Regions from separate parts of the Homo sapiens genome. Here region 1 is linked to region 2. The links are chromatin loops, found by intact Hi-C in ENCODE. Cell type or tissue: Caco-2. All regions are shown on one strand. Links, peaks and the distances in the headings refer to the core of each region. The heading gives the core; the rest is flanking DNA. Region 1 has its middle 31 kb from the start of FOXA1. Region 2 has its middle 28 kb from the start of LINC00517.

What was found. Peaks named below come from ENCODE experiments on the same cell type or tissue, not always from the same donor. Only the 100,000 strongest peaks of a DNase experiment are listed, where the experiment ranks them.
Region 1: it touches region 2 in a loop (11-fold over the local background); 2 of 110 quality-filtered maps call a loop at or near these places.

What each region holds. Positions count from the first base shown.
Region 1 is chr14:37,558,117-37,571,098 of GRCh38, forward strand. No RefSeq gene overlaps it. Among named protein-coding and RNA genes, the nearest start is that of FOXA1, 31 kb to the right of the region's middle. In Caco-2, for the core only: a CTCF peak has its summit at 7,676 (motif pointing left); a DNase peak (open chromatin) is centred at 7,645; H3K4me3 peaks cover 3,172 bases.
Region 2 is chr14:37,867,595-37,880,576 of GRCh38, forward strand. No RefSeq gene overlaps it. Among named protein-coding and RNA genes, the nearest start is that of LINC00517, 28 kb to the right of the region's middle. RefSeq lists a silencer at 7,286-7,345. In Caco-2, for the core only: a CTCF peak has its summit at 7,244 (motif pointing left); a DNase peak (open chromatin) is centred at 7,247.

The DNA.
Region 1 (12,982 bases), core at 2,854-10,853, 310 kb before region 2:
ATTTTTAATTTTTTATTTTCTTATATGTTTTAAACATGTATTTCATACTTAATTTCTTATAATTTTGACATGTCAAGAATTTGCTGCTCTGATTTTGTTGTCTATTATTTCTGCTAGCTATCTTTATTTTGCCTCACTTCTTTAGATGTTTGGTGATTTATTAATGTGAGCTTATATCTTCTTAGAACTATTCTCTATGGAGTTTTTCAAAGCCTGTGTTAAAGGTGGGTTCCTCCATAAAGTTTTACATTTGCTTCTGCCAGTCACTTGGAAACATGTTAGATCACTTTTAAATCTTAATTTGACTTTCATTAGGCCACTTAGGTAATGTTAATTTGGGTTGAAAATCCACAGAAGAGCTAGCTTATGGTTATAAAATTCATAGGGGAAATTTTTTTTAATCCTTCATTCATTTTTTTAAAAATTATTATTATACTTTAAGTTTTAGGGTACATGTTCACAATGTGCAGGTTAGTTACATATGTATACATGTGCCATGCTGGTGCGCTGCACCCACTAACTTGTCATCTAGCATTAGGTATATCTCCCAATGCTATCCCTCTCCCCTCCCCCCACCCCACAACAGTCCCCAGAGTGTGATGTTCCCCTTCCTGTGTCCATGTGTTCTCTTTGTTCAGTTCCCACCTATGAGTGAGAATATGCGGTGTTTGGTTTTTTGTTCTTGCGATAGTTACTGAGAATGATGATTTCCAATTTCATCCATGTTAATCCTTCATTCATAGCCTGAGTTCAAGATTTCTCTCCCCGGATGGATTCTGGCTTTGTACTTTGTCCCCTGCTACGTTACAAGGCCCTGAAAACCCAAGCTCAACTTTACCCCTGTCATAAGACAAACACTTTCAAGATGAAAACTGCCTTTTGTGCTTTACTTACCACTTAGGATTACATTTTACTTAGGTTTGGGCCTCAGAGTATTATTGACTTATTGACTGCCAACATATTGATGAATTTGAAAAGATGTTTTTCATTTTCTATCCAACATTTTTAGTTGCTTACTGCAGGAGGTACCAGGTCCATCATAGCAGGAAACAGTAGTCATGGTTGAATGTTATTAAATCTAAACACGCACACACACACACACACAGAGAGAGAGAGAGAGAGAACTGCACTGCTAATAAAATGTTCTGAATTTAGTATCACTTGTATACATGATTAAAATGAGCAGATAATAAATTTACCTTCCAAGGTCCATAATTGCAGCTCTTTGTCCCCACCAGTAACTACAAGCAGTTTTTCATTAAAGAAAAGAAAATGATTGAATAATCCAAATTAGCCTGGGCAAGAAAATTAACAGCTGCCGAAAATGAAATGTTTGAGTTATGAGCCATGTACCACTTTGGTTTATCTGCAGCCAAAAGGTTCAGAATCCTTATTCAATTAACCATGTTGCTTGGGAGGGCCTGGTTGCCCTGAATAAGAGCTGCCTGGTGATGAGTAAGAGGTATCCGTGACACACAAGTTCAGACCTTGCAACTCTGTTTTTGTTGTTTGAACTTTCTTCTCCGTTGTAGCTAGGGATCCGGCATGGAATTTAAGCACTTGTGTGGTAACTCCATTCCTTCAAGCCATTGTGTTGTTAAGCTCTAGCTAACGAACTTTTAACACTGGCTCCATGTAAAGCAAGACTTAGAAAACAGCAGCGATCAACATTTTTGGTTTTATAATAAGATTATATAATTTATATGTCTTCATGCAACTAAGATGCTCTTGCCTCCCTAGACCAACTGCTCCCTAAAAGGTAGCCTTTAAAATATATATATGAAAAGTAAAGAAATAAACCAAAGTGCACTAACAAAAATTAAGAAGTAACTTTCATTTCAAAAATCATACATACTGTGGCAGAAACTTCAAAAAGCATACCTGTTTTAAAACTTAGGAACTTTGCCTAAAATAGAGGAACCATAACTGTATAATATTTTTAAAAGGTGAGAACTGCCAAATGCACCAGTCATGTATACTTTATCTCATGTGGCCCTTTTCTTCCATGCCAATGTTTTTTGTTGCTTAGGGAGATCTTCCTGATAATGTCACAAAGAATGTCTCTCAGACCCATATAGATTAGGTACACTTTGGCTTGCTAAGAACAAATTTTTCTTTAAAATAGCTAAGCTTCATATTGCTTCTAACTATACTATCTTGAGACTAAAAGCCAAGTGACTGAAAGACAAGAGACTGAATTTCTTCTCTAACTCATAAACCAGTTCTGAAGATACTTCTGTGGGAGAAAATTCAAATATATTTTGAACAATGATATAATTTGACATAAAATATCTCAGTGTTATTTCTTTGAAGAATTACACTTTATCTAAATGTGTACACCGATTACTAATGTCTTAGTATGTTATAGTCTTAGCACTTTGCAAAATTGGATTTGCTTTTTGCATCTTTTCTTAAACTGTGATCATATTATAAAGAGTAGTTATGTAATTTTATTTAGGTGACATAGAGGAAGGTAGGAATATGAATAAGTAATTGGTGTCAAAAAGAAGTGAGGAAAAGCTTTTGAAATCAGAAGTTTCAGTTAAAGCTTCAATTATATCACAGCAATAATTGGTTTCTGCTTTTATAAATAAAATACTTTTATAAATTGCAACAACTTTTCAAGGAATATAGTTAGTTACATATTGCAGATATTATTTTCTTTATATTTTAGGAAAGTTGTCTGGGCTCATGTTGCATTTTTTTAAAGAACCAATTTCCCACATTATACATAAAAGTTCTATGCTACATTTTGTTTTCTTATGAATGGCAAGAAAATTAATAAAAGTGACTTTTATTCATAACATACTAATACCTGAGACCGTGTACTCCAGGCATACTCTCCATTTCAGTTCCTACCCTATATTTTCAATGTTTGAGTCATTTGCCATTTTTAACCCTCTACTCAATCAAATCCACCTTCACTTTTTAAATCCAATTCATCCATCAGGAACACTTATGTACCACCCCCTACATGAAGCTTTCCCTAATTCCCCACCCTCACCCCACCACCAAGTTGTAGTTAATCTCCCTTCTGTTTGCCATATAGCTCTTTCTTCATCTATTAGGGCAGTTATTAAGTTTTCTCTTGGTTTCAGTATTCCTTTACTATTTCCCATTAGAATGCAAGCTCCTGAAGATGAGAGATTCAGTTTTGTTCCGATTTCTTTGCACAGGTAAATACTTGATGGATAATCATCCTTGTTTAATGATGAAACCCTAAATTTTCAAACTATTTCAACTTTCTAAACATTTGTATGATGTGCCGTTCTAAAAATATGACATTAAAAGTTTAAAATTTAAATATTTTTCCTATATCAGTGATATTAAAATATATAATTATGTCAAATTATCTAGCACCTGGCACATTACCAGGTAAAACATTGTATTTACCTGAATACTATAGCTGTTTAACCATAATTAATTAATCAATTTAAAGTGAAGGGCTGTTGTGGGGTTGTTTGATGTTGTTGTTTAATTTTTTTGGTTTGGGTGTGTGTGTGTGTGTGTGTGTGTGTGTGTGTGGTGTGTCTGTTGTGGTTTGTTTTTTGTTTTGGGTGTTTTGTTTTGTTTGGTTTTGTTGAGACAGGGTCTTACTCTGTCACCTAAGCTAGAGTACAGTGGTGTGATCATAGCTCACTGCAGCCCTAAATTCCTGGGCTCAAGTGATTCTCCCCTCAGCCTCCCAAGTAGCTGGGACTGCAGGCACGTGCCACCAGCCTGGCTCATTTCTTTTTTTAATTTTTTGTAGAGACAGGGTCTTCTGAAATTGCCCAGGCTGGTCTCAAACTCCTGGACTCAAGCAGTCCTCCTGCCTTGGCCTCTCAAAGTGCTGGGATTACAGGCATGAGCCACCACACCCAGCCTTGGTTTGTTCTTTTAATCCAAACTTCTTGTGTAGCTGTTAAATATTGGTACCGTGCAGTCCAAAGTTTGAAATTTCACTCCATGATGAACTGAAGTCTGGTTTTATTTTGTTGACTACAAAGTTTATACAAAATTTCCAGAGAAGAAAATAGGCCATTTAAATCCTTATTGAGCAATAGTGATAACTACATTGCTTGTCCAAATTCAGGCAAGGAGAAGAATGCAAACAATGTATAAACCAGTGTAAATTGTTTGGATGTCCTCTGATGTTGCTGCATGTACTTTAAATCATGATTTCAAATTCAGTGGTCCCTCATTTTCTAAAAACAACCAAAGTTATATGAGTTCTTATTACTTTGATATACTTTCTTGACATTTTACTCTCTGGTTATATTATTCTTTCAATACCCAAGTCATATTTTAAGATATTTGGGAGCAAAAATAAATTGTGCATGAATATTACCTACCAAACTACAGCTTCAAAAATTGATATTTGGTTACTAATATTATTTTGTCTCTGATTCAGTCTCCACCAGTTTTCATCAGGTAACATCATGTTGAATGATGATCCTAAAGCTTAAAAACATGCCTGCCATTCTTCAACAAATAGGTCAGTTGTATCAGACTCTCTGAAACACTCAAGCAAAGAATATTCACTGCATTTTACTTGTATGACCATGACATTAACACACTTTAAGTTCCTTAAAGAAGATTTTCTTCTCATAAATCTATTCTGTCTGTGGCTAATCAAATTACATTTTTCAATATAGTATGTCCTTCTCCAATATTGTTTCTAGTATGTACCTCATACACAAAGTTGACTATCTTGATTATAATTGACTGCTGGCAGAGTGATTCACTTTTGATAAGAGTAACTGTATTTTGCTTGTGATTTTCCAGGAAATATAGCTTTTTTACCATGAAGGAACAGGAAGCCAAAACTTCCAGCATTGTTTTCTATGTTGAAAAATTAAAATTATATAGATGAATATTGCTCAAATGCTAGCATGTGGCCAAATGAATCATATTTGCCTTAAAGTAGCAAAAAGGTTAAGATACTATCTTAGTTCATACTTAATTTTTCTTGAGATTCATCACAGAAGAAATGAAAACGCTATTGCTTCCTAGCTCTTGTCTTGAACATCTAAGTGCTCTTAGCTAATAACTTTTTACTTAGAATTATATCTTTAATTCTAGGATCTCTAAATCACTTTGAAACCACTTAATTAAAACATTGTCCTTTTATGTAAAACCTTCACATTTGTGAAAAATGAGAACAGAGGAATTGAAAAACATTTATAATGTGACATAAGCAGGCATTTTGAGAGCTAGAATTGCAAACGTGCATCCATCCCTAAGCTGTTCAGGTTGTCAGCCATACTGCTTCCCTATCTGCGCTGTTTAGAGCTGAAACCTGTGCCATCATGGTTAATGTTTTGACAGATTTTATTATAAACCTTGCTGTTGTAAATTTGCCTTGAGCCAAAATTTAACATGTTGTAAGTTCAGAAACAGTTTTTACTGTTGGTGATCAGAAAGGGAAATAAATCAATTATGCTCTTTTGAATGATAGGAGTATAGAGTTTAACTCCTTAAAAGTTATACATTGCTTGAAATTTGGGACAAATTCTCATTCTCTATGTTCAGGACCTCTCATTTGTCAGTAAAACCACACATTAACACTTTTGTGACTATTGTAAAGGAGAATCTACCAAAGGAAGTATTATGTAGCTTATATATGCTCACTAAATTTTACAACCAAAATATTATCCCTAATTTTTTTAATGAAAAGGTCCGTTGCCTTAGTATATGGAAACAAAAATGTAAAACTCTTGGAATAGCCACTTTCTTTCCAGATAATTTATTCAGAATGCTCTTTAGTGAGCCCCTATTTTATAGTGTCTGTCATCTATTCTTTTAGAACTACTTATTTTATTAAACATGCTCCCAATCACTGCTGTTACTAACAGCCTGTAGATCTAGATTTTTTTCTCTCTAAAACATCTTCATTGACCATGACCATTAATATTTACTCATAAATGGATTTGTACACAGGCTCAACCATAGCACATCAGTGAAGACAAAAAGAGTTGTTACTCAGTTCTTTACCCTAGAATAAATCAAATCAACAAATATTTATTGAATGTCTACTATGTGCAAATAGCCCTGGACTGTTCAGCTTTTAAAAGCCATCCAACTTTTCACATTAACAAATCAAAGCATTATTATTTCAAGCATTGCAGAAGCTGCTTCCATGTCCTTAAGGTGACAAAGCATATGAGGACTTTGCAAGTACTTGGAGTAAAGGAAGAGAAGAGAATTCACAGAGTGAAAAGAGGAGAAAGAGTGCTCTAAAATATCACCAATGGACTGCAACATGTATGTATGTACACATAAGTTTATGTGTATGTGTCTATATTATGTATGTGTTTATATATGTGTATACATACAATGAGAAGAATGAGTGAATTTGGAGAGAAATAGCCTTCGTTAAAGTACAATAGGAATAGGCATTCACATTTCAGTCCAGAGTTTTGCGTTAAAAATAGGCTTACTAGTTTAGTGTTAAGTCCTATGATACCAATAAACCAAAATATATCATGGTACAACAGAAAGTTTGATCAATTTGGAGTCCCACATTCTAAAACCTGGCTTGCCCTGAAGTGTATTTTGAGATAACCTCATCAATCAATAGAATTATAATAAAAGAAATGACTTGTACATTGTCATTATAAAAAATTATTGTATAGGCCTAAAAAAGAAGTTAATTTTATCATAAATAAAAGAAGCTACTTAAGAGCTCATTTTAAAGATTCTAATTGCTATTGGAAATGAAATAGAAATTACCAGTAACAGCCAAAACTTGTGTACTTCATTAACCTACACTATTCTGTGTGCTTAATTTTATTAATCTATAAAAGATAATATACTGTCTATTCACATCAAATAATTAAATGTATTTTGTTAGTGAGGTATAAAAGAGAAACTGGTGATAATTTCCAGCTTTGCCAAACAGAATTCATCCTGGCTGTTTTGCACAGAAGGTATGTGTATATGTTGGCCATAGAAGATACTGTCATTGACATTCTCACAGGGGATATCTGGTATCAACTTTAAAATATTTGTTTAGGAGAACTAATTTTTAAACATCAATTTTTGCCTCCTATTCGTAGGCTAAGTTTAATTTCTAATGAAAATCAAAACAGACTCTTTAATCTTTTTAAATAGCAGATTTTCTCTTTCCTAAAGTGCCTCAGATTAATTTCTTAATTTTTGTGTTCAGAAAAAAAAAACTAGCATAGCTCTATTCAAACTTTATGCTTCTGTTACAAAATTGTTCATTATTAAGATCACCTTGAAGCAAAGATATCTTCTCATGTCGTCTTTTAATTACTTGCTACTTTGCCTATCTGGTTGTAATTTATCTTCAAACCATACCCCGATTGCTCTGTAGTAAATTTTGGATTTCTTCTCACATACAGTCTTTTTTTTCTTGGTAAAATTATCCCATTGGCCTTCTTAAACATAGTAAGCACTTTCAACCTGTTACTATTTACATTGGTTTGATATCTTTCACTTATTTTCTTGCTGTATTGTAATTAATGTCTTCTAGATGTTCTAAATAAAATTGCACTTGGGTGATCCAGATCCAATGCTTATGTTCATGAAGAAATACTATCTTTAGAGTTGTTTCTAATTCTCACCTAACCTTTCCCTATCTTTTGACCAGGATTCCCAATACTGAGACCCTCTTACCTAGGACCTAGCCTGGATTCACCTGCCCCCTTGTGGTGTTCCTCTCTGAGAAGTTAATTTCTGAAATTTGGGACAGTTAATTAATTTCTGATATTTGGATTTGGCATTACATAGCCTGAGAAGAGAAACCTCATTACCCTTGTCTAGTAGGCTAGAGTCGGAAAAGTTATCTTCTTTTAGCCACTGGCTAACATGAAAAGATGAAAGGTATTTTTTCTTATTCAGAGCACAAGAAGGAACTTGAGCACTATAAAGAAATGAGAAGTATAAAATAAGTGACGATGCTTAATTTTGTCTAGAATCAATATTAGTGACCTGCAGATTGATAAACTAAAGTGTTACAAAAATTCTCATATAGCAACTAAATCAAGTTTATTCTTTGTCAGTGTCTCCATTTTTTAGTGAGTGGAGAAGAAAGGGAGACTGGTATTCTATTTTATTTAAATTTTATATAGATTGCCTAAGCCTTTCATCAAGGATGAATATATAAATATAAAAAATAAATCAAATATTTTATAATGTATAGTCAAGTGTGTTTGATATGATTGATGCAAATAGATTGTTTCCTTTTCTCAAAAGGAATTCCTTCCTCACATGTCACAGCACTAACTTTTACTCTTCAATTGAAGTCAATAGAATTTGCACATGGAAAGGGGATGTGTATATTCAATGAGTGACTTTACCTAACCACAAATTCAGTGACATTTTTCAAGAATAAGGACTTCATAATTAGGCCTCTAGTTAATAACAACATAGAGATAAAAGCAAGGGAAAGGGGAAAGAAAAGTACTATTTTCATAAATAAACCATTTGTCTTTCTTAGGAGGAAGAGATAGATTAATAAATTATTATTGTTAGCAAGATCCCAAGTAAAATTTTAAAGATCTCCGTTTCTGTCTGTTAACTGTCAAATATTTTTAGCAGAAAACAGTTGTCTCTTTACATGGTGTTCTACCTCCCACCCTACCTGCACCCAAGCCTGTTTGGATCGAGAAATAGTGATACTCTGTGACATTTTAAATATCATGTCACCTGACCTGAGATCTAGAAGAAGAAACAGTATGCAAGCTTTAATAAAGCTATTTGCAGGCCAACTCCCAAATTTCTAGTATTTACCGCTCCTTTGCAGTTCCTCTTACATTTGTAACAGTTGACCTACTAACAGGTTCCCAGAAACACAGATTCAAATTTTGGCAGGCTTACCTCACCTCTTTGTCCTTCCAAAGTACATAAATGCTAAACTGGGTTCACAGTGAGAATGAGAGTCATTCTAACAAGACTTTTAAAACCAAGACCCTTTCTGCTCCCTACCAAGTTACTGCCATCTTCTCCGAAGAAATAAAGTTTTGTCAGTGTGCCCTTGGCATAATTTCTTCAGCCTGGATTAAACACAGGTGACTGAGAGTCCGCCTTATCTCCACAGGGCATTAGTCACTCTATAAAAGTTAAATTTATTATGAAATGCTTTGTTTGTGTTAACATATATCTTCTCTGGGAAGCTGGAAACAAAGGCATGTCCTTTAAGACTCCATATGGGGAAAACACATCCTCCTTTGGAATTTAACCTTAATTTGAACCAAGATCTGTGAAAGAAAAGTACTTTAGTGTATTGTTCCCTTGCTCCACCCTTCTATCCCCTTATCTAAATGGAGTTACTGTTGCTTCGTGTTTTTTTAACCCTTCCAATTCCAGTCCTTGCTTTCCTGAGTTTAAAATTTATCCTGGGAAAGAAATATATTAAAATAATTGTGGCAAACAATTATACTTTGCTTTTAAGAATGAATTTTTTTTGTAATATATTAATTCTGATATCCTTTAAGTTAAGTAAATGCACAGCCAGTTTATACATCTTCATTGTTCATTTTGTTGTTTTAAGATACATTGTAAAGAATATTTTATTTCCTAAAAATTTTATTTCCTGCATATCTTCTCTAAGATTCTCTGGCTAGCAAACATTGTTATATATGCATAGTTTACACCTTATTAGAAGTAAAAAAGAATTAAAAGTAAGAAAAATTTCCACTAGGAACAATAATGAGGTACTAGTTGAAAGACCAATTTTCGATCTGTTTTCCTTCAGTCTGTTTGCAAAGTCTTTGTAAGGGTTTCCTATGTATCTAAAATCCAGAGATGCTCCAACGCTCCTTTTCAAAAGCAAAAGCAGAACCTCCATTACTGCTGCCCCAGCATAACAGCCTGGTTGTTTAATAAGCATCAAAGAAAGCATTTCAAAAAGAAAATACTTTTATTTGACATTTTAAAAACACTGCTTCATATAAATGCTTAATATGTTTTAATAGTGTCTACCAACAAACATGTAATCATCCAAATGATTTTCCTTTCTTGACTTTTGTTACATTAAAGAAAAATCAGAAACTAAATTCAAATATGTTTAAGTATAATTTATTCTTAAAAACTGAACATAATTTTAAAATATACTTGTATGTAACCCCTCTCAAAATAACTATCCTCAGCATTATTAAATTGAAAATTTTGTAGCAAAAACAAAAGTAATAATTTTAGAACAAAGCATTTACAGATTCCTTTGCTCACATAGTTCATTATCTCACAGTATATTTTATTTAAATGGTAATATTGCAATTAGTTTGATAGACATATTTTTAAAATATGGAATATATATAAATAATGCATTTAAGGGACTGGGACATTTATCACAAGTTAATATCAAATCAAGATATCATTGTTTTCCCACCTCAGTTCCATCTATTTATATTAGTTCCACCCCAAGCAACCCTCATATAATGATCATTGAAGCTTAGTCCCTACTACTTGTTAGCACATGATTATATACTATCATTGTTATTTAAGTTCATAATATATATCAAGTTTCTTCATGGAAATTATAAACTCACATGGGGTAATAATGGACTGACAACTTGAATACTTCACCTCTTAGACTCTAAGTTTTTGGTTCTCTTGGACTTTGTGCTGCATTAGATACTAATTTGATTTAAAAAAATAAAACTTTCTTAAAAGATGACAGCCCTGTTCGTCTTGATGCCTTACTAAATGCTGTCCCCAATTTTTTCCAAGGATGATCTGGATGATTATCTTCATGGCATATGTAGATGCCTGTATAGTTATTCATAGATAGTTGTACCATATGATAGGAAGGTCATAGGAAGACCTTTCACTGGAGTAAAATGGTCAAAATAAGAGATGAACAAGATAATGGGAGAAGTGAAGATAGGTAAGTATAAGGTTGAATAGGCAAATGTTAACCAGAATTAAAGAAAATAATAAAAAGTGTGAGCTTTACAGGTGATGAGAAGAAACAATTTAGCAATAAAGGAGCAAAAGGAAGAGAAAGAACCAAACTAACTCTAAACTGTCATATGTATCCAGGGTGGTAAATTCCAAAACATTTGCAAAATTGGATGAAAAAGAGATTAATAGTGTGTGTGTTTATAAAAAATATAGACAAGAATGGTCTTCCCATGTTAAATTTCAAAGATGCAAATATTTGACAAAACATTAGAATAATAAAACACTGAATTTCTTTATTGATCATGAGGAATATTACTTAACCATTAGCTGTATTACTAGAGAAAACCATGTTAGATAAAATTAGAGATAAATAATGTTTGTTCATGAGAGTTGTTTATTTTTATCAATTCTTATTTATCTTTGAATCTTATAAGAGACACTTTAAAATGTTTAGCTAAATCAAAATAGTCCTTACCCAATGAAATCACAACATGATAGAGTCATGAGAAGTATGGATAATAAACTGTGGCAATGGGTGAGGGGTAGGGAGATAAGGAGACTGATTGTAAAACATCTGAGCTTTATCAATATATATTAATCATATAATAATTTACAAATAATGTACAGTACAATGAAAGGTAAAAGTAATGCTCTCAGAGGAAATGTTTCCATTCTAGTTCTATTTGGAAGTCCTTGGGACAATTTGTGTTTTGATTATATTTAGAAATCTTCAGTATTTTGTCTTGGCCAGGTGTAGTTGCTCAGGCTTGTAATCGCAGCACTTTGGGAGGCTAAGGCGGGTGGATTACCTGAGGTCAGGAGTTTGAATCACCCTGGCCAAAATGGTGAAACCCTGTCTCTACTAAAAATACAGAAATTAGCTGGATGTGGTGGTGGGTGCCTGTAGTCCAAGCTACTTAGGAAGCTGAAGCAAGAGAATCGCTTGGACCTAGGAGGCGAAGGTTGCAGTGAGTCTTGATTGCGCCACTGCACTCCAGCCTGGTGACAAAGAGAAACTCCGTCTCAAAAAAAAAAAAAAAAAAGAGTCTTCAGTATTTTGTCTAAAAGTGTATCCTGCAGAGAGGATTGAATGAGACAATAGAGGGGGGTTTATTGTTCGTATTTCTTAGTTATTTAGGCAATACCATACCTGGTGCTGGGGATACAAAGTTGAATAAGACATAGTCTCTGACCTCATGGAAATCACAGTTGAAAGGGAATTCACATAGCTTTAAATAATTGTAATACATTGTGTTAGGTGCCATGACAGACATAGGATCAAAACAGGTAAAAGGGCGTCTTGCTCTTTCTGTGACATTAAGGAAGGTTTCCCAAAGGAGATGATGTTTGAACTAAGTGCCATTGGGACTGGCTATTAAGAAGCCCTTGGTGACTTTAATGAGAGTGATTTCTGCTGAAATGAGAGACAAAAATCCAGATTGCAGTGAACTGAGAGGTAAATGAAAAATGTAGAAATGGAGACAGTAAATATAGACCACTTTTCCCAGGAAATTGCCTTCTACCTGTTCTTACTTGCTGCCTCTGAAAAGATATAGTAAGGAATTTCATGTTACATAGCACAATTAAGTGCTAATTATAGCAATGGATTATTTTCTGGGTGTTAGTGAAATAATGGCATTCTACTTGTACAAGCTCAGTAACATGAATCCTTCCATCAAGAGCCTCAGTACTTGAAGGAGGGTCATATCTACACCTTTGTATTATGAACATCTTTGATTCCCAATTCTATTTCTTTTTTCTACTCTGGAGCTTCACAGTCTCAATTGCCAAATACACCCAGATGAAATTTTCTCTTTTCTTCCTGTCTTCTATCTTTCTTATAAATTCTCCTTATACCTCTAACCATATCTCTTCAAGGGATTCAAATATTTTATCATCCATACATTATCTTTCTAATGTTAAATATTATTAACTGAATAAACACCAAACTTCTTAGAGCATTTAAGGCCCTTCAGACTTTTGTTCCAACCTACTTTCTCAGCTTTTATCTTTCTGTGACCTCCCCTTTCATGCTTCAATGTCACCTTGGGCTCTATGCACCCTGAACTTTCTGGCTTCCAATTTCTTACACTGTTAACTCTACGTGGACTTGTCCCTCACTGCAATCTCA
Region 2 (12,982 bases), core at 2,282-10,281:
GACCTAGGTGGAAGCATCATGGATTATTATGACCTTCAGCTTTGGAAACCACAGCATCTCACTTCTATCACTTAACACATTAACAGATGGCCCCAGATTGAAGGGGTAAGGGATACCCAGGGCATGGATTCAAAGAGGGGTAGTTCACTGGGGAGGGAGCGGTAGGTATCCTTGGATCTGTGGAGATGAGCTACCACAGAAATCCTGCAGATAGCTGGAATAGTGGCTGTGGAGTAGGGATGAGTGATTGTGAGACAGGATTCAGATTTGGAAGACATCAGGGTAGAGGTTACAGTTAGAGCAAATGGAAGACCAGTTTTAGAGGAGTGGAGACTCTTAAAGTTATTCAATGGAAGAAAAAACTGAACCAAAAATAGGTCTCGTAGGGGAAGAATGAAGAAAGTCTAAACTCAGGGGTGTTAATGTAGGGAAGTGTTTCATCAAGAAGCATGCTATCAAATTTAAATATCTCAGAGTCTGAGAAGAAAGAGATCTAGAAATGTATGTGATTTAACAAAAAGGAGATCAATGAGTCAGAGCATAGTATAATATGTGCTAGGAGTTTGAGTTTATAGTATAAGATTATGAGTTAGATTGTTCCAGAAGGACTTCATGAATGGAAGGAGGCCTTAGCTGGCATTTGAAGGGTGTATCTGGGAATACATCCCGGAAAATACATTGTGGTTGTGTGTTTGGGCTGGTTGCATAGGGAGCCAACCGTTCACCAAACCCGTCCTCATCTTGCTGGATATCCCACTGGACTACATTAGATGTTATATGACTCTGAGCTCTGATATGTGCCTATAACAACCGTCCACGTGTGATTCTCCATGTTCTCTCTCCTTTTGAAGTGACCCTAGAAGTCATATGTTAAGGATGGCAGAGCTGAAAGATGGAAGAATCCTGAATCCCTGAACCACCCATTGTAGGAGAGCCACCTGCCAAGTAGGAACACCTGTTTTGGGTTTTAAGTAAGCAATAAATAAACTTTTGTATTAAGCCACTGACAGTTTGGTTAATCTGTTCCAATGACTAGCAATAGCTAGAAGTGACAGACTCCTTTAAAGGGCAAGAAACAGACTGATGAGGCTAGGGAGGAGGGCTGGGAATGGGAATAATTGGAGAAAAAATGGAAAAAGTTGGTGGTGGCCAGATTATGGAGGACTTCTTACAACATTACCTCTTACATTTGTATTTTCAAATTTGAAAAACATGTCATATTATCTTTTTCTTACATAGCCTTATGAGGCAGATATTAATATTACATTTTAAAGATGATGAAATTTAGGCTTAAAGCCAGTGATTGTATCCTAAAGTTATGCAAGCACAGAGCTAAGGTTTGAATGTGGGTTGACAGAGTTGGAGGCTACTACTCTCTCCAGTAAATGACAACTAACTCGTATGGCCAATTGAAAGTTGGAAAGTACTACAAACAGTCTATGTGTTCAAGGCAGAGTCTAAGGATTATTATTTTGGTAGCAGCTTTTAGGATGAATGAGCACTGATTCTAATTAATGGGCTTTGGAGGCAGCAAGGAGCAAAGTGATAAGCTTGAATTAAGGTGGTGGCAGATGAGAAGGAAAGGAAGGGTCAAAGTAAAGTTTTATGAAGAAAAAATTTACAGGGACTGGATCCTGGGTGTGAGATACAAGAGTGAGGCAGGATTAGATGCTACCTACTGTTAAGGTTCAAGTATGTCTGGGCATGTTTAGCAAAATGGTAGGGAAGGCCCCAGAAGAGTTAATTTGCATGGGGACTTCATTTATCTTGAAAAGAGGACTTTTGTACCTGTCTGGGGGAATGGAAGAGAGGTGCTTATTCAATTCCCAGGGCCCTGGTCTAGATCTGAGACAGGCAGAGAGAGGCACAGAAGGCAAAAGCAGATGAAAATGGTTTCATAAAAGATTTTGTGAAATGTGGGGCAAAAGACTGTTTCGGAGCTCAAGGAACAAACATGTTATGACATGGTGCTGGAATAACAGGCCCTCTAGCCTTTTTCTCATAGGACCTGCATGGCTCTGACCCAATGCGCCTTGAAGGGGATGTGCATTTTTTTTTGGAATCGAGTGCACTCTGCACATTTGGGAGCCTGGGGATAGCACAGGGGCAAGAATGGCATTTGGGAATTGTATCCCTCAGAAGGTGCCAGTGGGGCAGCAGCACCTGTGCTCCTATGGAGTAAGCAGGCAAGGGCTTCTCATCTGCATAAGTGGGACACTCACAGGGGGCTCAGGAACACCTGGTTGGGGTGAGGGGCCTTGCAGCACGTGGGGACAATGGGTGAGCAAAATTTGAATTATTGCTATTGATGTAGTTATTTGCCTCTAACAATTGGTGAGCCCTGGGGAAATTCTGGATCCCACTGGGACCCATGCTGAGAATATTAATGTATAATTTAATGAGGAGACACCTTCCACACACAAGATGGGATCATTTAAGGATTGAGACCTGAACAACAAAAACCGGCTTATTTATACAAATGTAACCTAATCCTAACCCTTTTTAAGCTTCTTATTGTGCTCTTTTACTTGATGGGACTTGGTCTGGCAGCATCCTTGGTGTTTAAGAGGTTATATTTTCAGAAAAAAAGAATTTTTTTTTTACTTGAATGTTTCAAAATGCTTTCATGGTATGTGAAGAAAGCCACTTGATTAAAGTGTCTGTAGTTTACATTAAATCCCTTCTTTCCAAAGAATGTAAAGTTCTGGCACAAACTAAAAGGGTTAAACTACACCTGGCCCTTTCACTGTGTCATTGCGAATATTGTGAGTAAAGTCCAAAATATGAGTCTTCATGTGAATATTTGGTAATTTCTCCCTGTCCCGCCCCTGCACCCGGCACCCCGCCCCATGCATCTCACGCTGTAAATATGTTACTCATTTATCAAGTACTGTGTGGTGGGCAAGCAAATTGGCACTTTTGACACCCCCTCCAGTAGTAGAGGGAGAAAACCTGTAGAGACTAAACCTTTGCTCATTCATCTGTTCATTGTACCACCCTTCTCTTACAAAACCCACTAACTAGAAGCCTCCTGGTATTGGTTCTGCGTCTGTTTGCTCCTTCTTCCGTGTTTTTGAGATGCAGAGCTGCCTGTTTAAACACACAAAACCCATCCACACGTTGAGTTTAGATGAGACCATCCTAAGCCACAGGCTATTATTTTTCCTGCTTTGAGTATCACTACCTCACTCGCATTTGTTATCCTTAAAGAAATGGCTCCCAAGGGCGAGGGAGCAGCACTGTATCTTCCTTCCCCCCTTCTCAGCAGCCCTGCTTATTTGATAGATTGCTCCATTAAAACAAATCTATTTACTTAAAGACGGACTGCCAGACTTCCATAAACACTTGTGAGAGAAAGACAGTCCGGTTCGTTGTTCTCTGCCCAGCCATTATCCACGGTGTTTCAAGCCTTCTGTATTTTGGCCTGGAGGACAGAGACTTGGAGGTCGGTGTGGCCACATTTTCTGCAGGAGCTGTTTCTGGCACTTCGGGTGTTGCTCATTCCCTTAGCTGCAGCAGGGGAGCCAGTGTCACTTGTAGGCAAGAATACAAAGCAAACTGAAATGCTAAAGAAATAAGTTGGCAGAGCTTGTTCCACAGGCCCAATCCAACAACAACCTAGTAACCATTTAACTTTTGCCCATTTGTTTTATTTGTTGCATCATATGCTTTAAGGCAAAGTTAGCACAAACAACTCATTCATCCAGTATTTATTGAATGTCTATGATGTGCCAGGTACATCATAGGCATTGAGGCAATGAGGATATAGCATCGAACTAAATCAGACAATAATCACTGCTCTTCTGAAGCAAACATTCTAGTGGGAAAAGAAAACAATTATTAATATTGTATATTAAGTGAAAATTATGCAGTTAAACATAAAATTATAGGGCTTCACGTATTTCATAAATCTATTTGAAATAACATACAGTGTCATATCACTTTACAGTTTGTAAATAGTTTTTTATATATCAGGTGAAATGAAGGAGGTACTTTCATATGTTTCAACTTTGTTATCATTTCAGTAGCTCTGTGAGGTGGGCATTGTTTACCTTGTTTACTAATGGTGAAGCTAAGCTCAGAGTTGGTTGTATAAGCCCAGCTTTGCAGAGTCACCTCAAGCTCAGACACTCTGCCAGAGAAACTAGAACAAAACCTCAAACCATGGGTCCAATGAGCTGTATGTTTTTGAAATAATACTGGTAAAAATGTAAAGACTTTTACAAGGTTAATAGCGGTCTGACAGTCATGTGGAGGGAGACTCAAGGAGATTCATAAATTATGCTACTGTCACTTGCATCCGTCCATACTTTGCCTCTTAGGGTGTTACATACTCAAGAAATCTCCGGGAGGGGTGTGTGGTACAAGCAGTGGGAAACTAAGCGCCACACTCTGCTGCTTTGCAGTGAGATGCTGGAAAAAGACTACTGCATTTAGAGTTTCCATACCTGAGTCTCAGTTGAATCTGTGATGTGGGCTGGAGATTCCAATTATTGGGAATGTATCTGGGGCATTCTGGGGCCCATGAACTCCAGAAACAAAAAACCCCAAACTCCCTTCAGAGGCAAAGTCCTGCACTGAGGAGAAACTGCTGGGAATAGAATCCAACCTGACAATAGGAATAACAACACCAACAGAATGAGAAATTCCGGTGAGAATGGGAGAGGGAGCAGAGAAGGAACATCTCAGAAAGCCAGGATGTATTTATCTCCTTAAAAACAACAAAAGAGGTAATTCTAGAGCTATGGGCCTAGAAAAGTGATCTAGACACATCCTTCTCTCCTAAAAGTGGAGAAAAACTCATCTTTCTGAAAAATGAGCAACAGAAAAAGGATCGTGGGTGAATCGCATACAAAGTTATGCAAAAAGGAAAATAAAAAGCAGAAAATGTCTCTATTCAATGAAGAATTTAGAGAAATATGCCGAAATAGAAGACAATTATAACCAGATGTTTCAAAATAAGCTAAAAAATTTAAGAAAGTGATAGAAACTATGAAAGAACAACAGAAATAAGAATTAGAAAAAACTCGGAAATGAGAATTGGGCAAAAGGATCATTTCAATGACAACAGAATTTATAAAAAAAAAAAAACTTTTTAAAAAATTAGAAACGATAAAACTGGGAAGAAAGTAAAAGTTAATTAACACAATGAATATTGTCTTAAATAGAAGAGGGAAAAAAGAAAAAAATTTTAAAAATCAAGAAATGAAGGAAAGAAAGTGTTTGAGAGAAAGTGATACATAAAAGAACAAAGAACATCCAATATACATGCTATAGGAACCCCCAAAGGAGAAAAGCAAATAAATGAAGCACAAGAAATACTAAAATCTGTAATATGAGGAAACTTTCCTGAAATAAAAAAATGAAGTCAGGTCTCATATTAAAAGGAATGACTTGGGAAAACTGTTCCCCAGAAAACCAACACCAAGACATATTCTAGTAAACATTGGACCTAAAAGAGACAGAGAAAAAAGACACTTTGGGTATCCAGGCAAGAGGACAATTCACGTGTTAGGGAAAATAAATAAAATTTTCATCAGACCATCCAAGAGCAGTATGTTAGCCCGAGAACAACAGAATAATAATTACAATACTTAAGAAAATGTCAGCTAAGGAGTTTATATCCAGCCAAACTTACCTTCACATACACAGTTCAGACATGCTTTATGACCATGCCCAAACTTAGGAAGTGGCAATCCTATGAGTTCTTCCTGAGAAATCTACAAGAGCCTGTGACTTAGACAACCCTGATTACTGTCAAGGTGTTGGTGGAAGGGCTGGTGGGCCTTGCTGGTGGAAATGCTCCACTAAAAGGAGGAAGCAAACTAGGAGAAGGAAGGATGGTATTCAGGATGTATGGGATCCAATGCAAAACAGGTGAAAGCAAGAATAATCTGAAAGATGCCTCTATAGAAAACTGTCTTCAATAGAAGCATGTTGGAGGGTATGGGAAACTTAGTCAGATGTTTAAACAAAGCATATGAAAAAAATAAGACAATTATTAATTCCAGGACAGACAAAAAGTTGTATAAGAAATTAAATATAATCATAGTATATTACCTGACTTAATGAATAATATGTACATAGTCAAAATACAGAAACTGAATATAGATATGACTCCAGATATATTAATAAGACAAATTATGTTTAGAGAATATTGAAGGGGAAAAGATAGTATAATTGAACTGTTATCCTAATCCACTGTAGTAAAAATCAATAGCTAATGAATCAAGTAATAGGATTATATTGTATATATTATTCAGGAATATGGAGGCAAAAAATGGAGGAAAAACAGTAAAAGAGTTTGAAGACATTGTTTCTGGGGGAAAAAGATAAGGAATGTAAGAGGGATAAGGGACTGTTGTTTTGGTTATAAGACTTTTAGTCCAATCTGATTTTTTTAGACAGGGTCTAGCTCTGTCGCCCAGGCTGGAGTGCAGTGGCATGATCTTGGCTCACTGCAACCCCCGCCTCCCGGGTTCAAGTGATTCTCCTGCCTCAGCCTCCTGAGTAGCTGGGATTACAGGCACACACCACCACGCCTGGCTAATTTTTGTACTTTTAGTAGAGATGTGGTTTCACCATGTTGGCCAGGCTGGTCTCAAATTTCTGGCCTCAAGTGATCCACCCGCCTCGTCCTCCCAAAGTGCTGTTATTACGGGCGTGAGCCACCGCACCGGGCCCCTCCCTATCTGACTTTTTGTCCGAAGTGCACGTATTCTTTGATAACAAATGAAAATGATAATTAAAATAGAAAAGCCTCCACTGAGCCCTGACTTTCAAACAAAACCAACTCCCTGCCCATCACATTCCCAAAGGCCTCACCCTGGCAGGTGACCAGCCGTCTCTCCATGGTCTCTTCCAGATTCCTCGAGGTCTGAACAAGAACCACTGACGCAGAACGTGAAAACTAGAAGCGTTCATTAGCGACCACCCTTTGTTTGACTGATGAGGAAATCAAGGCTGATGGTGAGTGGCTGGCCCCAATGTACTGCTCTCTTGTTGTGTTTGACTTAGATCTTTGGTCTCCTGCCCGGGATTGGTGTTCTTTCTGCTGTCACAAAGTGCTCCCTCCAGTGAGTGTATTCGATCCATGTGAACATCTCCCTTCAGGCCGCTGGTGGTCTCAGCGCCTGCTTTTCCCCTGTCCTCTTAGGCATGCTCTGATGTGAACTATTTTGGAGCTGCCTTTGGGCTGAGTTTGGCCGGATCCAGTGCACTTTAACCTGCCCTCTGCTGCCCTCTGCTGGCGACATCTGGGCTTTGCTGTTCACCCTTTTGGGCGTGGCCCCACCACTTCCTTTCTGTGAAGAACATTCTTTGCGTCTGGGCATGATTGTGCCCTCTGACCTGTGCCAATCCATGTTGACTAGTCCCGTCTGTTACCTGGGAGCTTGTTAGGAATGCAGAACCCTAGGCCCCACTCTATATTTATTGAATCAGAATCTGCATTTTAACTAGATCCCAAGTGATTCATATGCACATTAAAGTTTGAGAAGCACTGTTCTGGGTCAAACTCAGCTACATTCAGGAAACAGTCGAGATCAATCTTTTCTACTCAGTAATTATCTTGGATCACTCTAATACCTGTTCCAGTTCTGTCACTTGGTAATGATGATTTCTGGTCCAGATGCTTTTTTCTGCCTGGACGGCTGTCTGCAATAACAGAGAACAGGAAGTGCCATACTTGGAATTCTAAATTTTAAAAATCCACTAAATTAAAAGCTGAGATGGCAGGAAGGCATAGCACGTGTATTGTGCTACAATATTTCAATCCTCCTGCATCTTTTCCCCTTTACCTCCCACAATTAATAGGAATGTCATTTTGGCTTTGAAGATAGACTAAACTTATCCTATAAGTTTAAAAAAGATCTATTTTGGTTTTGGAGGGTCTTATTTTGTTGTGACATGGTCTTGCTCTGTCACCCAGGCATGTGCCACCACATCCAGATAAATTTTAAATTTTTAGTAGAGATGTGGTCTCCTCTCCCAATGTTGCTCAGGCTGACCTTGAACCCCTGCGCTCAAGTGATCCTCCCGCTTCAGCCTCCCAAAGTGTTGGGATTCCAGGCATGAGCCACAGCACCCAGTCTCTATTTTGTTTATAAATTATAAAATCTTTTTATATAACTGCACTGGGTATTTGGGAGACATTAGTCTGCAGGGTTTTCAGAATGCTAGAAACACAACATGTTACTTAATGAAGTATTCCCCCATGTTCTCTTGCACAACTTCATTCATTCTCAGGCATTTGACTGTCAAAGGTTTACTAAACACCCACCATAGACCAGACATGTGTTTGGTTCTGAGAATTCAGGGTAGACGTGGTTCCTACTTTCATTGATATTCCAGTCTAATGTGTAAGACAGCGATTAAGCAAATTATGATTTCATAACAACTGTATCAAGAGAAACTGATGAAAGTTTAAATTGGCTTCCATGAAAAAATGACATTTAAATGGAGACTTAAAGGATATTGGAGTTGGTGAGGGGTGAGTGGGAAAGAGCAATTTAAGTCAAGAAAGTCCTGAGAGGAGCAGGAGCTGAGTGGGAGCACCAGAAAAAGGAGTGTGGCCGAGCGCAAGCTGGAGACAGTCTGTGAGGGACATTGAGGCCAAATGGGGCAGGGTTTAGTGGCACCTGGAAGTTAGCTGGTGGTTGATCTTATTGTAAGAACAATGGGAGCCACTGGAGAGTTAAACACAGGGAAAATGATGTGATAGAATTTTTTCATTCTCACCAAACTTGCTATTGTTCATGCAGGTTGAAGCTGACCCTAAGTCTCTGGGCCATGGTATCACTTATGGGCATGCCAGACTTTGGGTTGAGTGTAGGCTCTGAAACCATATCCCCCTGTTCCCAGCCGACCAGAAAAGACAACTAATTCTCTTCCTTCTGCATGCCCCAAGAACACAGAACTGTAGACTGTGGCTACCCATGTTCCATCTACTTCCTGAAAGAGGTCCTCCCCTCCACTCTCTGCCATCCAGCCCCCTCTTGCTCCAAAACTTTAGTAAATGGGTTTAATGTAGTCTGAAGTTTTTCTACAGAGTATATTTATCACCATAGCAAATGATGCTCATTCTTTGAAAACAAGCCTCTGGTGTATAAACTATAAGGATAGTTTTATCCAGGCATAAAGCAGAGAGAGTGATACCAGTTCATGCCTGGATAGAATTATTGGAAAGGGGAGTTCAAAGACAGAATTCTGCTTTGACAAGAAGAATTTCAAAATATGACTTTGCCCCCCAAAAATTTTACTTCAGAAGGGGGAACTCACACTATTTGAGAAGGAGTAGGCAGGTTGTTTAGAAACTCTGAAAATGGATTAAGTGGGCATGTTTGCTTTTATGGCTTACAGCAGAGTAGAAGAAAAATAACACTAATCTATTATTAGAAATGCAATTTGCTTTTAAATCAATTATGCAGAGACTGTGAGAAAGAGGAGTCAAAATAAACTTAGTATAAGTCAGGAAGATTTTACTCTGTAACTAGGTTTTGTTTTTTTGGGTTCTATATTTGGCTATTACTGAAAAATTGTTTATTTAGTGAAATACATTAAAGTTTTCTTAACACGCATAACTACTTTTTACATAATTAGCCCTTCTGTAGCAGTATTTCACATCTGTCTTTGCTATAAGTCCCAAGGGCAGCTGAACCCAGGCTGCAATGGGACACATTGACTGGCCACCTGAGCTTGTGGCTTGGTCTAGCAAACAGGGTCCCCAGAGATATCCCAAGAAGTCTAGAGGACCAGTCTCAGAAAACAAACCAGTGTTGGTGTGTGTTTTGTAAAAAAGTTTCTCCAAACTTACATTTAGCACTTCTCTGATCACAGCACTACCTATTGCTTCGGATTGAAGCCAAGAATCTGCTTTTGCAATTTTAGTCTGCTTCCAATATGTCAAAAGATGCTGTAAAATTCTCAGACCTGGCTGATCATATACTGATTTATACATTTCTATTTCCACCTACATAAGCACATGCCATATAACTCACCAGAGGCTTCAGGAATAAAATCACACAATGACAGGTAGTAACTCTAAGAATCCTGCACAATCAGTGAGTGTCCGAGCTCTTCTAGAACTCTCGGTGAGCCATCAATAGAGCAGGTGCAGTTGGAGGATGATTTATTCTTCAACTGAAGTCGATTCAAGTCACTTTCTAGGGAAAAAAAGTGTTGCTTCTTAGGGAGCTGTCATTTCTCTCTACATTTCCTTTTCACTCACCAATCTTGCTTGAACCAGGCTCCCTTTTAACAGTGAATGTGGAAGTAAGAATGCAGAACCCCATTCTGAGGAACAAACAGCATTTAACAGGTGAACTTGTAGAAGGAAGACCAGTATCTGGGCACCATCAAACTTAGTAGGGCATTTCTAGTGGAACAGAAATGTTTTCTTTGCGGACAGATATCTAAGGGCTCTCACACTTTCATTTCTTGGGAAGATAATAAATGCAGTAAAATATGTTGTTTGCTTTAGATATTCTGGATGCCTTTTCCTGTGGGATTTCTTCATGTGCCTTTTTTGTGCTGTTTTGTGTTTCTGTGAACAAGAAAGAAATGTGTTTCTCTTATGGCTAGTGGCAAAAGTAAGCCAGGCTGGAGGTTTTTTCATTTACTGTAAACTGTAACTTCCTTACAGCAAGGTGCTTAGTATTGGGGGATGGAGTTTACAGAATGAATACAGTTGAGTGAGGTTAGAAAGAAAATCAGAGACAAAGAAAGTGGCTATATTGAGGATGTTTAAAATGTTCTATTTTCTGCAGAGCCACGTATAACAAACTGACCTCTGAGAGCCATATTCACAAGCTCATTAAAAGCCCAGAGCTAGAAAAAACCTCCAGATGTATGGCCTATTTCTCACTCCATCCTTGCCATGGTTGGGCTTAGGAACTTTGACTACCCTGGTGAAGAAGGAGAGAAAAAGAAGTGGGAGGGAGAGAATCATTTCAAATGAAAGGTTTAAATTTGAAGTGACTGGGTAAACTTAAGTGAAAATAAAGACTCTAAAGCTAAGCTAACATCGGTTTTGGAAACATAAAGCAGTGTAAATTTTTGCACATCCCACTCTCAGTACAGAATCTCTGAAACTTAAATCTGTTCAGGCACCAAGCAGAGCCCAGAGCAGTATTGTACGGTAGTTCTTCCCAAGAGCACTTCCGTGCATAGAACTTACAAGCCATCCTACTGAGTTTCCCAAAACGAAATCATCACTGGATGTTCCTTTGATACAAAAAAAAAATAATAATAATAATAAAAAAAAGAAGAAAGAGGAGGAGGAGGAGAAGGAGGAGGAGGAAGAGAAGAAGAAGTCATCATTCTTTTTCTGGCATTGGCCAGTTTTGTAATGTTAAAATTTGATATTTTTAAATGTATACAACATGCCTGGTCCTGTGTGCCTCTGGGGTAAAGATAAAAATATGGTACAGTCTTGCCCATGAAGACCTGACATTCTAGTCAGAGACATTAGATATATGCATGATGAATACATGATTAAGGAATAGGACAGCGTATCATGAAGTGATCATTGGGTAAAACTGAATAACAATGACATTTATTGCACACTTGCTATGCAACAGCTTCTGTATTAGTCACTCTATGTCTATTAACTCTTTTACCGTGACAACAATCCTGTGGGGTAGGGGTGATTATTATCCCCATTTTACAGAAGAGAAAGTGGAGACACGGAAAGTGAGTGCCATCTTGGGGCACTATGTCTTTGAACTAGTGTTCAAACCTGGCCTGAGATTTGCTGCCTCCCAGAGTTAAAAGGAGAGAGGAGAGCATGGGTCAAAGTTATTCGAGTGGCTTCTTAGGAGAAGCAGAGTTGGGCTGGGTCCAGAAATAAGAGTAGGCAGTTGTGAATTGCTAGAAGTGGAGGTTGGAAGGCCTTCCAGGTAGGAGAACAGCATGAACACAGGAGGGCTCCAGGCAGGATGAGTGGAAGGCTACTAAAGAGAAACTCTGACATGGAGGCCAGTGTGTTCCAGTGGAAAGAGAATAGGCTCCAGGGTTATGCCCATCTTAAGTTCCAGCCCAGTCACTTACTTGCTTCAACTTCCCTGAGCTTAAGTTTCTTCATCTATATATTGGAAGCAAATTAATAACCTCATCACAGAGTTGTGAGTAGTCAAGATATGATTCATATCATCTCTTAGCACAGAAACTATGACAATGTCGGTGCCCAATAAAAGGAAGCTATTATATTATTCTAAAAGATATGTTAGGAGAAGTGGGAAACTCATGCTGAACAGGGAGATGTGACCAGATTGTGGAAGGTCTTGTAAATCAGGTGGCAGTGAATAGGCATGTCATGGTAGCCACTTGGGAAGAGAAGTCACAAACTTCAGGCCTTTTATGACTTATAAATGAACAATGATCAATATGGTGGGCTGTGACAAGGGTTTTTTTTTTTTGAATAAAATAGAGCTAGAATTGAAATTTCACAGTGCTTCAGGGATAATACATTATTGTTTTATGATTCTCTTGATTCAGTTTGTATGTATTTTTGTAGGTGTATTTTATACATGTATGTGCAGGGTAACTATAAAAATTACTTCTTACTGTAGGTTGAGGTGAAAAAAGTTTAAAAACCACTAATTTAGATGGTGTCCTCCTCTACCAATTCCAGATGTCCTGATAAATAACAACTTGCCTACAAGAGCCAGAGAAATTTTGAAATGCATGACATTGTAGTAAGCACAGATTTTAAACCACAGTAAAGTGAGACTGCATAGAAAGTTTTTCTTGACTTTATCCTGTGGGGCTGCAGTGGCACAAAATGGTGCCCTGACATAGTTTTGATGTTTGTCCCCCCACCAAATCTCATGTTGAGATGTGATTCCCAATGTTGGAGGTAGGGCCCAGTGGAAGATGTTTGGGTCATGGGAGCGGTTACCTCATGAATGGCTTGGTGCCCTCCCCATGGTAATGAGTTCACACAAGAGCTGGTTGTTAAAAAAAAAAAAAAAAAAAAAGAGAC